Linked DNA regions of Homo sapiens: region 2 is linked to region 1. Evidence: chromatin contacts called from ENCODE Hi-C or POLR2A ChIA-PET data. All regions are on one chromosome and are shown on one strand. The core of a region is the stretch at or near the end of the contact, and the rest is flanking DNA. Distances in the headings are between cores, read along the strand shown.

Evidence for each region. A loop is a pair of places that touch in the nucleus more often than their neighbours do. ChIA-PET counts read pairs that join two places held with the same protein, here RNA polymerase II (POLR2A). Pooled maps may share reads with other maps.
Region 2: a pooled map shows a loop between it and region 1 (5-fold over the local background). The contact joins two enhancer-like sites. A Hi-C loop is called at or near these places in 7 of 50 pooled maps. POLR2A ChIA-PET finds 5 or more read pairs at or near these places in 4 of 52 experiments (AG04449, GM10248, HEK293 and 1 more).

The regions. Positions count from the first base shown.
Region 1 is chr16:30,811,420-30,816,634 of GRCh38, reverse strand. The region is part of intron 1 of LOC124903679 (a long non-coding RNA gene); the gene reads right to left. Among named protein-coding and RNA genes, the nearest start is that of ZNF629, 27 kb to the right of the region's middle. RefSeq lists a silencer at 2,011-2,340 and enhancers at 2,361-2,510, 2,381-2,935, 2,936-3,491. Within about 2 kb of position 2,219, at least 30 of the 41 ENCODE cell types and tissues checked have a DNase peak (open chromatin) inside an H3K27ac peak, as active enhancers do.
Region 2 is chr16:30,632,263-30,637,477 of GRCh38, reverse strand. No RefSeq gene overlaps it. Among named protein-coding and RNA genes, the nearest start is that of PRR14, 16 kb to the left of the region's middle. RefSeq lists enhancers at 2,110-3,060, 3,061-4,012. Within about 2 kb of position 3,122, at least 38 of the 41 ENCODE cell types and tissues checked have a DNase peak (open chromatin) inside an H3K27ac peak, as active enhancers do.

The sequences.
Region 1 (5,215 bases), core at 970-3,469:
GCACTCTAGCCTGGGCAACACAGCGAGACCCTGTCTCAAAAGAAAAAAAACCCCACAACTTTCTGAAACAGCTTTATTGAGATATAATTCACATACCATATAATTCACCCATCTAAAGTGCACAATTCAATGGGTTTTTGTTTACTATATTAACTTTTTTTTTTTTTAGATGGAGTCTTGCTCTGTCGCCCAGGCTGGAGTGCAGTGGCACAATCTCGGCTCACTGCAAGCTCCACCTCCCAGGTTCACGCCATTCTCCTGCCTCAGCCTCCCAAGTAGCTGAGACTACAGGAGTCCACCACCATGCCGGCTAATTTTTTTGTATTTTTAGTAGAGACAGGGTTTCACCGTGTTAGCCAGGATGGTCTCAATCTCCTGACCTTGTGATTCGCCCGCCTCGGCCTCCCAAAGTGCTGGGATTACAGGCGTGAGCCACCGTGCCCGGCTAATTTTTTTTTTTAATGGAGTTTCACTCTTGTTGCCCAGGCTGGAGTGCAATGGCACGATCTCAGCTCACCACAACCAATGACTCCTGGGTTCAAGCCATTCTCCTGCCTCAGCTTCCCGAGTAGCTGGGATTACAGGTGTGCACCACCACACCCAGCTAATTTTTGTATTTTAGTAAAGACGGGTTTTCTCCATGTTGGTCAGGCTCGTCTTGAACTCCCAACCTCAGGTGATCTGCCTGCCTCAGCCTCCCAAAGTGCTGGGATTACAGGCATGAGCCACCATGCCTGGCCTACTATATTATTACTTTTTAAAAACTGTGATAAAACCGGTCAAGCATGGTGTCTCATGCCGGTAATCCCAGCACTTTGGGAGGCTGAGGCAGGCAGATCACTTGAGCTCAGGAGTTTGAAACCAGCCTGGGCAATGTGGCAAAACCCCATCTCTAAAACACAAGCAAACAAACAAAAATTAGCCAAGCGTGGGCCAGGCGTGGTGGCTCATGCTTGTAATCCCAGCACTTTGAGAGGCCGAGGCAGGCGGATCACCTGAGGTGAGTTTGAGACCAGCCTGGCCAACATGGCGAAAACCTATCTCTACTAAAAACACAAAAATTAGGCCAGGTGTGGTGGCTCACACCTGTAATCCCAGCACTTTGGGAGGCCAAGGCGGGCGGATCACCTGAGGTCAAGAGTTCGAGACCAGACTGACCAACATGGAGAAACCCCGTCTCTACTAAAAATACAAAAATTAGCTGGTGTGATGGCACATGCCTGTAATCCCAGCTACTCGGGAGGCTGAGGCAGAAGAATCGCTTGAACCCAGGAGGCGGAGGTTGTGGTGAGTTGAAATCGCGCCACTGCACTCCAGCCTGGGCAACAAGAGCAAAATTCCATCTCAAAACAAAAAAAGAAGTGTAACTAACAACATCAGGTGGTGGGACTCGGACATTTTTGGACCCCCCATACCTTCACCCACACCTCGGAGAGCAGATGTTTTGAATTGGAAACATCGAATTTTCAGTCCACCTAGAGTAAGCCCTTTGTCGGCTCAGCTTCTTGAACGTATGCATTTCATGCTCACCACATCCAAACTGTAAGGCTCCATCCAACCAACCAACCAAAATCCCTGTCCTGGACGGGAGCGGTGGCTCCCGCCGGTAATCCCAGCACTTTGGGAGGCCGAGGCGGGCGGATCACTTTAGACCATCTTGGCCAGCATGATGAAACCCCATATCTACTACAAATGCAAAATTTAGCTGGGTGTGGCGGTGCACACCTGTACAGCTACTTGGGAGGCTGAGTTGGGAGAATCGCTTGAACCCGGGAGGCAGAGGCTTCAGTGAGCAGATCATACTACACTGCAGCGTGGGTGATTAAGTCAGACTCTGTGAAAAGAAAGAAAAAGAAAGGAAAGAAAGAAAGGGAAGGAGGGAAGGAGGGAGGGAAGGAAGGAAGGAAAAAACCTCCCTGTCCTTTTGGCCCTGAAGGGACCTTCGCTTTCCAAAGGGCTATGGCAAGAAGGGTGGGTCGCAGCCACGTCACCGGCGGGAGGGTCGGCAAGGACGGTTGCTAGGTCGCCGCACAGCTTCCGCCGCGGAGAGAACCAAAGGACTGGGAGGAGAAGTGAACGCCCGCCCCATCCACGGTGCGGCCTGGGATTGGCTCACCGTTGTAAAGCCATGCCCCCAACCCGGGCAGCGCCGCGGCCACCCGCCCGGTTCCGAAACGGACCAGCAGGGGGCGGCCTGCACGTCCTGGCCGTGGCTCCTGCCCGTGGAGGCGACCCCAGCGGCCCAGACAACTAAGACCCGTGTTGCGTAATCTCCCCGGCCCCGCCCAGGGAGAGGTGCCTCTGCCCCCGGGGACCCTGGCGAACGCACGTTCCCCTGTTGATCATTCAGGCTGCACTGTGGACCCGGAAGTCTGGGTCCAGATCCAGCGAATTCGGAGAATCCTCAGCGGCCCCTCGTCTAAGCCGCAGCAAAAAAAGGGATTGGACTCACTGGACCACCTCCAAGGAGCCTGTCCAGTCTGACAGGCCCTATTTCTCATGGAAGACCCTGGGCTTCTCTGGCCTGAAGTTGAGAGCTGGCCCTGGCTCTGGCATTCCCTCTCTGAGTGGCCTTGGGCAAGTTATAGCCTATTTCTGAGCTTGTTTCCTCATCCTATTGTTAAGTCCTATGAGGGTTAGATGTCCTCAAAGGTCCCTTCCAGTTCTTAGCCATGAAACAGACTTGATAACATGTGGAAATCTCTGACATGTTAAATCTCTGACACGTAAATCTCTGACATGTTATGCTATTTAGCCACCTTCACCTTCTTTTCTTTTTTTTTGAGACTGAGTCTCGCTCTGTCGCCCAGGGTGGATTGCAGTGGTGCGATCTCAGCTCACTGCAACCTCCACCTCATGGGTTCAAGCGATTCTCCTGCCTCAGCCTCCTGAGTAGCTGGAATTATAGGCATGCACCACCACATCCAGCTAATTTTTGTATTTTTAGTAGAGACGGTGTTTCACCGCGTTGGTCAGGCTGGTCTTGAACTCCTGACTTCAGGTATCCACCCACCTCGGCCTCCCAAAGTGCTGGGATTACAGGCATGAGCCACTGTGCCTGGCCCTCTTTTCTTTTTTTTTTAATACAGGGTCTCACTCTGTCGCCCAGGCTGGAGTGCAGTGGCACAATCCTAGTTGGCTGCAGCCTCCAACTCCTGGGCTCAAGCAATCCTCCCGCCTCAGCCTCCCAAGTAGCTGGAACCACAGGCACACACCACAATGCCCGGCTTTTTTTTTTGGAGAGACGGGGTCTCACTATGGTGCCCAGCCCCACCTTCACTTTCTGTACACAAAAATTCTAGAAAAGGAGGGGAAAGGCTGGGTTGGCACCTAAAAATAAAATAGGGACTGTCAACAGATCCCTGAAAGAGTGCCTGCCTGCACTAAGGGGATGATGCTGGAGAGGATAATGGAATGTCCATTGTACTCTAACCCCCTCATTTTGCAGATGAGGAAACTTTGACAGCAGCTAAGTCACATTAGGAGGAAAAACCCAGGTTTTCTGATTTCATAATCAGTTCCTTTACAAAGTGTTAGGAAATAGAAGGCATAAATATGTTAAAACAGAGAAAGAAAATTATCCACAGGAATAAAAGCAAACAATTTAATTTGTAGCACTTCCCACTTTGGTGTACTTAGGATTTCTATCCTGCCTACATTCGTGGTGACTTACAAAGCAAAAATAGAGCAATAAAAAATAAAACAGAAGTGAGTTATCTCTCTCTTCTGCTTTTTCATCTATCACCACTGCCCCATTGTCCCCTCCAGAAGAGCTTCTAACCCCTACCCTAATGTTCCAAACTGACCTTTGTAATCTTTTTTTTTTTTTTTTTTTTTGAGGCAGTCCCAGCTACTCAGGATGCTGAGGGGGTGAAAATTGCTTGAGCCCAGGAGTTTGAGACCAGCTTGGGCAACACAGCAAAACTCCATCCAGCACTTTGGGAGGCCGAGGCAGGTGGATCACTTGAGGCCAGGAGTTGGAAACCAGCCTGGTCAACATGGTGAAACCCCATCTTTACTAAAAATACAAAAAATTTGTCAGGCGCAGTGGCTCATGCCTATAATCCCAGCACTTTGGGAGGCTGAGGCGGGCAGATCACCTGAGGTCAAGAGTTTTGTACTAAAATACAAAAATTAGCTGAGTGTGGTGGCAGGTGCCTGTAATCCCAGCTACTAGGAAGACTGAGGCAGGAGAACTGCTTGAACCCAGGAGGTGGAGGTTGCAGTGGGCCGAGATTGCACCACTGCACTCTAGCCTGGGCAACAGACTGAGACTCTGTCTCAAAAAAAAAAAAAAAAAAAAATTAGCTGGGCGTGGTGGCATGCACCTGTAATTCCAGCTACTTGGGAGGCTGAGGCAGGAGAATCACTTGAACCCAGTAGGTGGAGGTTGCAGTGAGCCGAGATCGCACCATTGCACTGAAGCCCAGGTGACAGAGCGAGCCTCTGTCTTAAAAAAACAAAAACAAAACAAAAAAAAAACTAGATGAAGTGTATGATATGTGAATTACATCTCAATAAAGCTGTTACATCAAAAGAGGCACACCAAAAAGTAAAACAAAACCAACCAATATGTGCCTGTGTTTCTTCCCTAGGTTCTGTGTGGCTACATCCTTTCACTCTGGGGAGATCTGGGGTGCGGTTCTCGGCCATCTGCTCCTGCAGATGTCTTCCAAATCTCCAAGTGTGTCCCCCCACAGCGTCCCCATCTCCCACTCAGCCACCACTTTACACTCTACCCAGCTCCACTCGGTGGAAGGAAGCATGCCAGCTCCCCTGATCTCCTGCACGCCCGCCTTGGCTGCCACCTAATTTCTTGGCTACCCAGGATGGAGTTGGGATAGAGAAGGGGAGAACAGAAAAGGCAGAAGACAGGTGAGTCTTGCTGGAGATTGGAAAAGGGAGAAACTTCCTAGAGCAAACTAGATAAGAACAAAAGACAACTTTGAAAAGGAAAAGATTCCTTAATATTTTGTTATATTTTTCCCTTCTGGACTTCAAGTGTTTGAGTAGCTTTTTTCATGGCTGTCTTACTTCTGGAAGTGATTTTGGAGGGAGCATAATTTTATTTTATTTTTTTTGAGATGGAGTCTCACTCTGTTGCTCAGGCTGGAGTGCAGTGGCATGATCTCGGCTCACTGCAACCTCTGCCTCCCGGGTTCAAGCTATTCTCCTGCCTCGGCCTCCCAAGTAGCTGGGACTACAGGTGCGTGCC
Region 2 (5,215 bases), core at 1,873-4,372, 180 kb after region 1:
TTTTTTTTTTTTTAGAGTTTCGCTGTTGTCCAGGCTGGAGTGCAATGGCACGATCTCAGCTCACTGCAACTTCCGCCTTCCCAGTTTAAGCGATTCTCCTGCCTCAGCCTCCTGAGTAGCTGGGATTACAGGCACCTGCCACCACGCCCAGCTAATTTTTTGTATTTAGTAGAGAAGGGGTTTCACCATTTTGGCTAGGCTGGTCTCCAACTCCTGACCTCAGGTGATCTACCCACCTTAGCCTCCCAAAGCGCTGGATTATGGACATGAGCCAATGCGCCTGGGCAGAAATGTGGTTTTTTTTTTTTTTTTTTTGAGACTGAGTCTCACTCTATCACCCAGGCTGGAGTGCAGTGGTGCGATCTCAGCTTGCTGCAACCTCTGTCTCCTGGGTTCAAGCTATTCTCGTGCCTCAGCCGCCTGAGCAGCTGGAATTACAGGTTCACACAACCACACCCAGCTAATTTTTGTATTTTTAGTACAGATGGGGTTTCATCATGTTGGCCAAGCTGGTCTTGAAGTCCTGACCTCAAGTGATTGGCCCGCCTTGGACTCCCAACGTGCTGGGATTACAGGCATAAGCCACCGCACCTGGCCAGAAATGTACTTTTAAAATGAAGGGTGGCCGGATGCAGTGGCTCACTCCTGTAATCCCAGCACTTTAGGAGGCTGAGGCATGAAGATTGCTTGAAACAGGAGTTCGAGACCAGACTGGACAACACAGTGAGGCCCCGTTTCTGGGCACACTTGTGATTTCAGGCACAAGTCACCACGTGGGGGCTTCATCTAATTATTACCTCTGTATATTTTCCATGGTTTCCCATCTTTTACCTCTTTCATTACTACTGCATTTGTTTAGATTCTATCATCCTTGAAGGTCCAGCTGCAACAGCAGCCCCACCCATGCGTCGAAGCCTTCTGAGGTCTTTCCTTCTTCTGAGCTTCTAGGGCATCTTTTACTGTCCCTTCTGCCCTCCAATTGTGCCACCACCAGCCTGGCCAACATGGCGAAACGCCACCTGCTAAAAATACAAAAATTAGCCGGGTGTGGTGGCACATGCCTGTAATCCCAGCTACTCAGGAGGCTGAGGCAGGAGAATTGCTTTAGCTCTGGGAGGCGGAGGCTGTAGTAAGCTGAAATAGTGCCACTGCACTCTAGCCTGGATGACAGAGACTCTGTCTCTAAATAAATAAATAAATAAATAAGCAGGGCTCGGTGGCTCACACTTGTACTCCCAGCACTTTGGGAGGCTGAGGTGGGTGGATCACCTGAAGTCAGGAATTCGAGACTAGCCCGGCCAACATGGTGAAACCCTGTCTCTACTAAAAATACAAAAATTAGCCAAGCATGGTAGTGCGCACCTGTAATCCCAGCTACACGGGAAGCTGAAGCAGGAGAATCGCTTGAACCTGGGAGGCAGAGGTTGTAGTGAGCTGAGATCGCATCATTGCACTCCAGCCTAGGCAACAAGAGCGAGACTCCATCTCAAAACAAACAAAACAAACAAACAAACAAAATGCTGCTCACCTCAGAGGACTAGATGGAGAATTTTTTTTTTTTTGAGTCGGAGTTTTGTTCTTGTTGCCCAGGCTGGAGTATAATGGTGCGATCTCAGCTCACTGCAACCTCTGCCTCCCGGGTTCAAGCGATTCTCCTGCCTCAGCCTCCCGAGTAAGTGGGATTACAGGCATGCGTCACCACGCCCGGCTAATTTTGTATTTTTAGTAGAGACGGGGTTTCACAATGTTGGTCGGGCTGGTCTTGAACTCCTCACCTCAGGTGATCCGCCCGCCTCAGACTCCCAGAGTGCTGGGATTACAGGTGTGAACCACCGTGCCCTGCCTGGATGGGGATAGTTTTGTAAACTATAGAGTGCCCCCAATTTTTAGTAAAGTTACAAAGAATTTTCACACATTTTGAGTTTTATGGAGCTAGAATGCACATCACAAATACACCTATTTGAAGTGTACAATTCAATTTTTGTGCTAGCATGAAAATTTTAGTGCACTTTCATGACCACAAAAAGAAACTGCATATTCATTAGCATTCACTCCCCATTCCCCCTAGTCCTTCTTTTTTTCCCTGGGCCATAGCGTCTGGCCAATGAAACGGATTTTTGTGCTAGCGCGGCCACAATCAGTACTAGTACATTTTCATCACCCCAGAAAGAACCTCTGTATTTATTAGCATTCACTCCCCTTTCCCCGAGTCCTTCTATAGATTTGTGTATTCTAGATATTTCATATTTTATAAAACACCTTCACACATTTTTACTTGACTTCCAGGATTTTTCTTTTCTCTCTTTTTTTTTTTTGAGACAGAATTCCGCTCTTGTTGCCCAGGCTGGAGTGCAATGGCGCGATCTCGGCTCACCACAACCTCTGCCTCCCGGGTTAAAGCGATTCTCCTGCCTCAGCCTCCAGAGTAGCTGGGATTACAGGCATGCGCCACTACGCCCGGCTAATTTAGTAGAGACGGGGTTTCTCCATGTTGGTCAGGTTGGTCTCGAAGTGTGATCCGCTCAAAGTGCTGGGATTACAGGCGTGAGCCACCGTGCCCAGTCCAGGAGGATTTTTCTTTGTAAGAACCTTTTACAATGATCTGTGGGGGTCCATCCCTCCTATTTTACAGGAGAAAATAGACGGTTATCTAGGCTTTGTGAGTGCCAAGTTCGCACGCGGCTTTCGACTCCGTGGCTACATTGTCGGGCCGGGATTTCGCGATTTCGAGGAGGGATGCTCGGCCTCCTCCTACTAGCGTGGTTGGGGCCTCGGCCAGGGCCGAGTTCCGCGGGGGAGAGCCCCAGGGTTCTGCCACCGCACCGTTGACCTAGAATGCACGTGGGGACAGCCAAAGGTCCAGTCTCCAGTCTCGGAACCCGCGGGCCCCCGAACACGTCTGCCTGCTTGGTCTTCTTTGAACCCAAGTCCCACCGCCCACCAGGATCCTAATGACGCCGGCCTGGGGAACTCCCACGCACGCGCCGTTCAAACGCCCCGCCCTCCGCGGCCCAATCACCGCACACCTTGTTTGGACGTTCGACCAGAAGCGTCCTATCAGCGAGCGCGATCCTAGAGACTGACCAGGATCCGTGACGCCCGTTCGGGTGGGCAGTGCCAGTGCGCTGAAGGGCAAGCCTCAGGGGAAGCTTGTTCCTTATTTAGTAAGATTAGCTTGACTAAGGGAGCGAAGGGCGTCACACTGCTTTTGGAAACAGGTGGTGAGGCTGGCGTCGCCATGTTTTCTAAGGGACTTTCTCAGGATCAGATCCAAGAGTGGTCCTTTAGGGCTTTTTTTTTTTTTTTTTGAGACGTTGTCTCGCCCTGTCACCCAGGCTGGAGTGCAGTGGCGCGATCTCGGCTCAGTGCAACTTCCGTCTCTCGGGTTCAAGCAATTCTCCTGCCTCAGCCTCCAGGGTAACTGCGATTACAGGCTCCCGCCACCACGCCAGGCTAATTTTTGTATTTTAAGTAGAGACGGGATTTCACCATATTGGCCAGGCTGGTCTTGAACCCCTGACTTCCAGTGATCCGCCAACCTCAGCCTCCCAAAGGGGCTTTTAAATGTAAGGGCCGCGCAGGGGCTCCGGGTAGGGCATGAAAGGTTGGGAGGGGCCCTAGCCATTGTCTTTTTTGTTATTGTTAAGGCTGACTTTTTTTAGGCTGTCGCCCATTCTAGAATGCAGCGGCGTGATCTTGGCTCACTGCAGCCTCGACTTCCCTGGCTCAAGTGATCCTCCCACCTCAGCCTCCCGAGTTGCTGGGACCACAGGTGCCACACCGCGCCCGCTTAATTTTTTTTTCTTTATATATATTTTTTTGTAGTGACGGGGTTTCGAACTCCAGGACTCAACGGAGCCTCCCATCTCAGACTCTGGGTGAGATTATAGGCGTTAACCATGACTCCCTACCCAGTATAAACTCAAACACACCAGGCGCAGCAGCTCACGCCTGTAATCCCAGCACTTTGGGAGGTGAAGGCAGGTGGATCACCTGAAGTCAGGAGTTCGAGACCAGCCTGGCCAACATGGCGAAATCCCGTCTCTACTAACAATAACAAAAATTAGCTGGGCGTGGTGGCAGGCGCCTGTAATACCAGAGATTCAGGAGGCTGAGGCAGGAGAATCGCTTGAACCCAGGAGGTGGAGGTTGCAGCCAGCCAAGATCGTGCCATTGCACTCCAGCTGGGGCAACAAGAGTGAAACTCTGTCTCAAAAAAACAAAAACAAAAGCAAATAAAATATTGCTGGGCGCGGTGGCTCACACCTGTAATCCCAGCAGTTTGGGAGGCCAAGGCGGGCGGATCACTTGAGGTCAGGAGTTTGAAACCAGCCTGGCCAACATGGTAAAAACCTTTTCTCTACTAAAAATACAAAAAAATTAGCCCAGCGTGGCAGTGGATGCCTGTAATCCCAGCTACTTGGGAGGCTGAGACAGGAGAATCCCTTGAACTCGGGAGGTGGAGGTTGCAGTGAGCCGAGATCATGCCATTGCACTCCAGCCCGGGCGACAGAGCGAGACTTTGTCTCAAAAAAAATAAAAAAATAAAAAAACCAAACATTTAAAAAATAAAAAACCAAACGAGGCTGGGCACGGTGGCTCATGCCTCTAATCCCAGCACTTTGGGAGGCTCAGGCAGGCAGATCACTTGAGGCCAGGAGTTGGAGACCAGCCTGGCCAACATGGTGAAACCCTGTTTCTACTAAAAATACAAAAATTAGCTAGGCATGGTCATGGGAGCCTCTAATCCCACAGGCTGAGGCAGAAGAATCGCTTGAACCTGGGAGGTGGAAGTTGCAGTGAACTGAAATTGCGCCACTGTACTCCAGCCTAGGCGACAGAGCGAGACTCCATCTCAAAAAATAAAACAAAACAAAACAAAACAAAAATGAAAAAAAAAAAAAATAGCTGGGCATGGTGGCGGGCGCCTGTGGTCCTAGCTCCTCAGGTGGCTGAGGCGGGAGGATCTCTTGAGCCCAGGAGTTTGAGGCTGTAGTGAGCTGTGATTGCACCATTGCACCCCAGCCTAGTGACACAGTGAGACCCCATGTCCATACACAACAAAAGCAAAAGAGGAATACAAAAATAGCTATATATTTTTAGTGTTTGCATTTAAGAAACTGATGCTTTTAACACAGTAATACATTACAATATAATTATTATACTCACAATATTGTTACAAGAGAAAAATAATACATAAGGCAAGATAATGAGG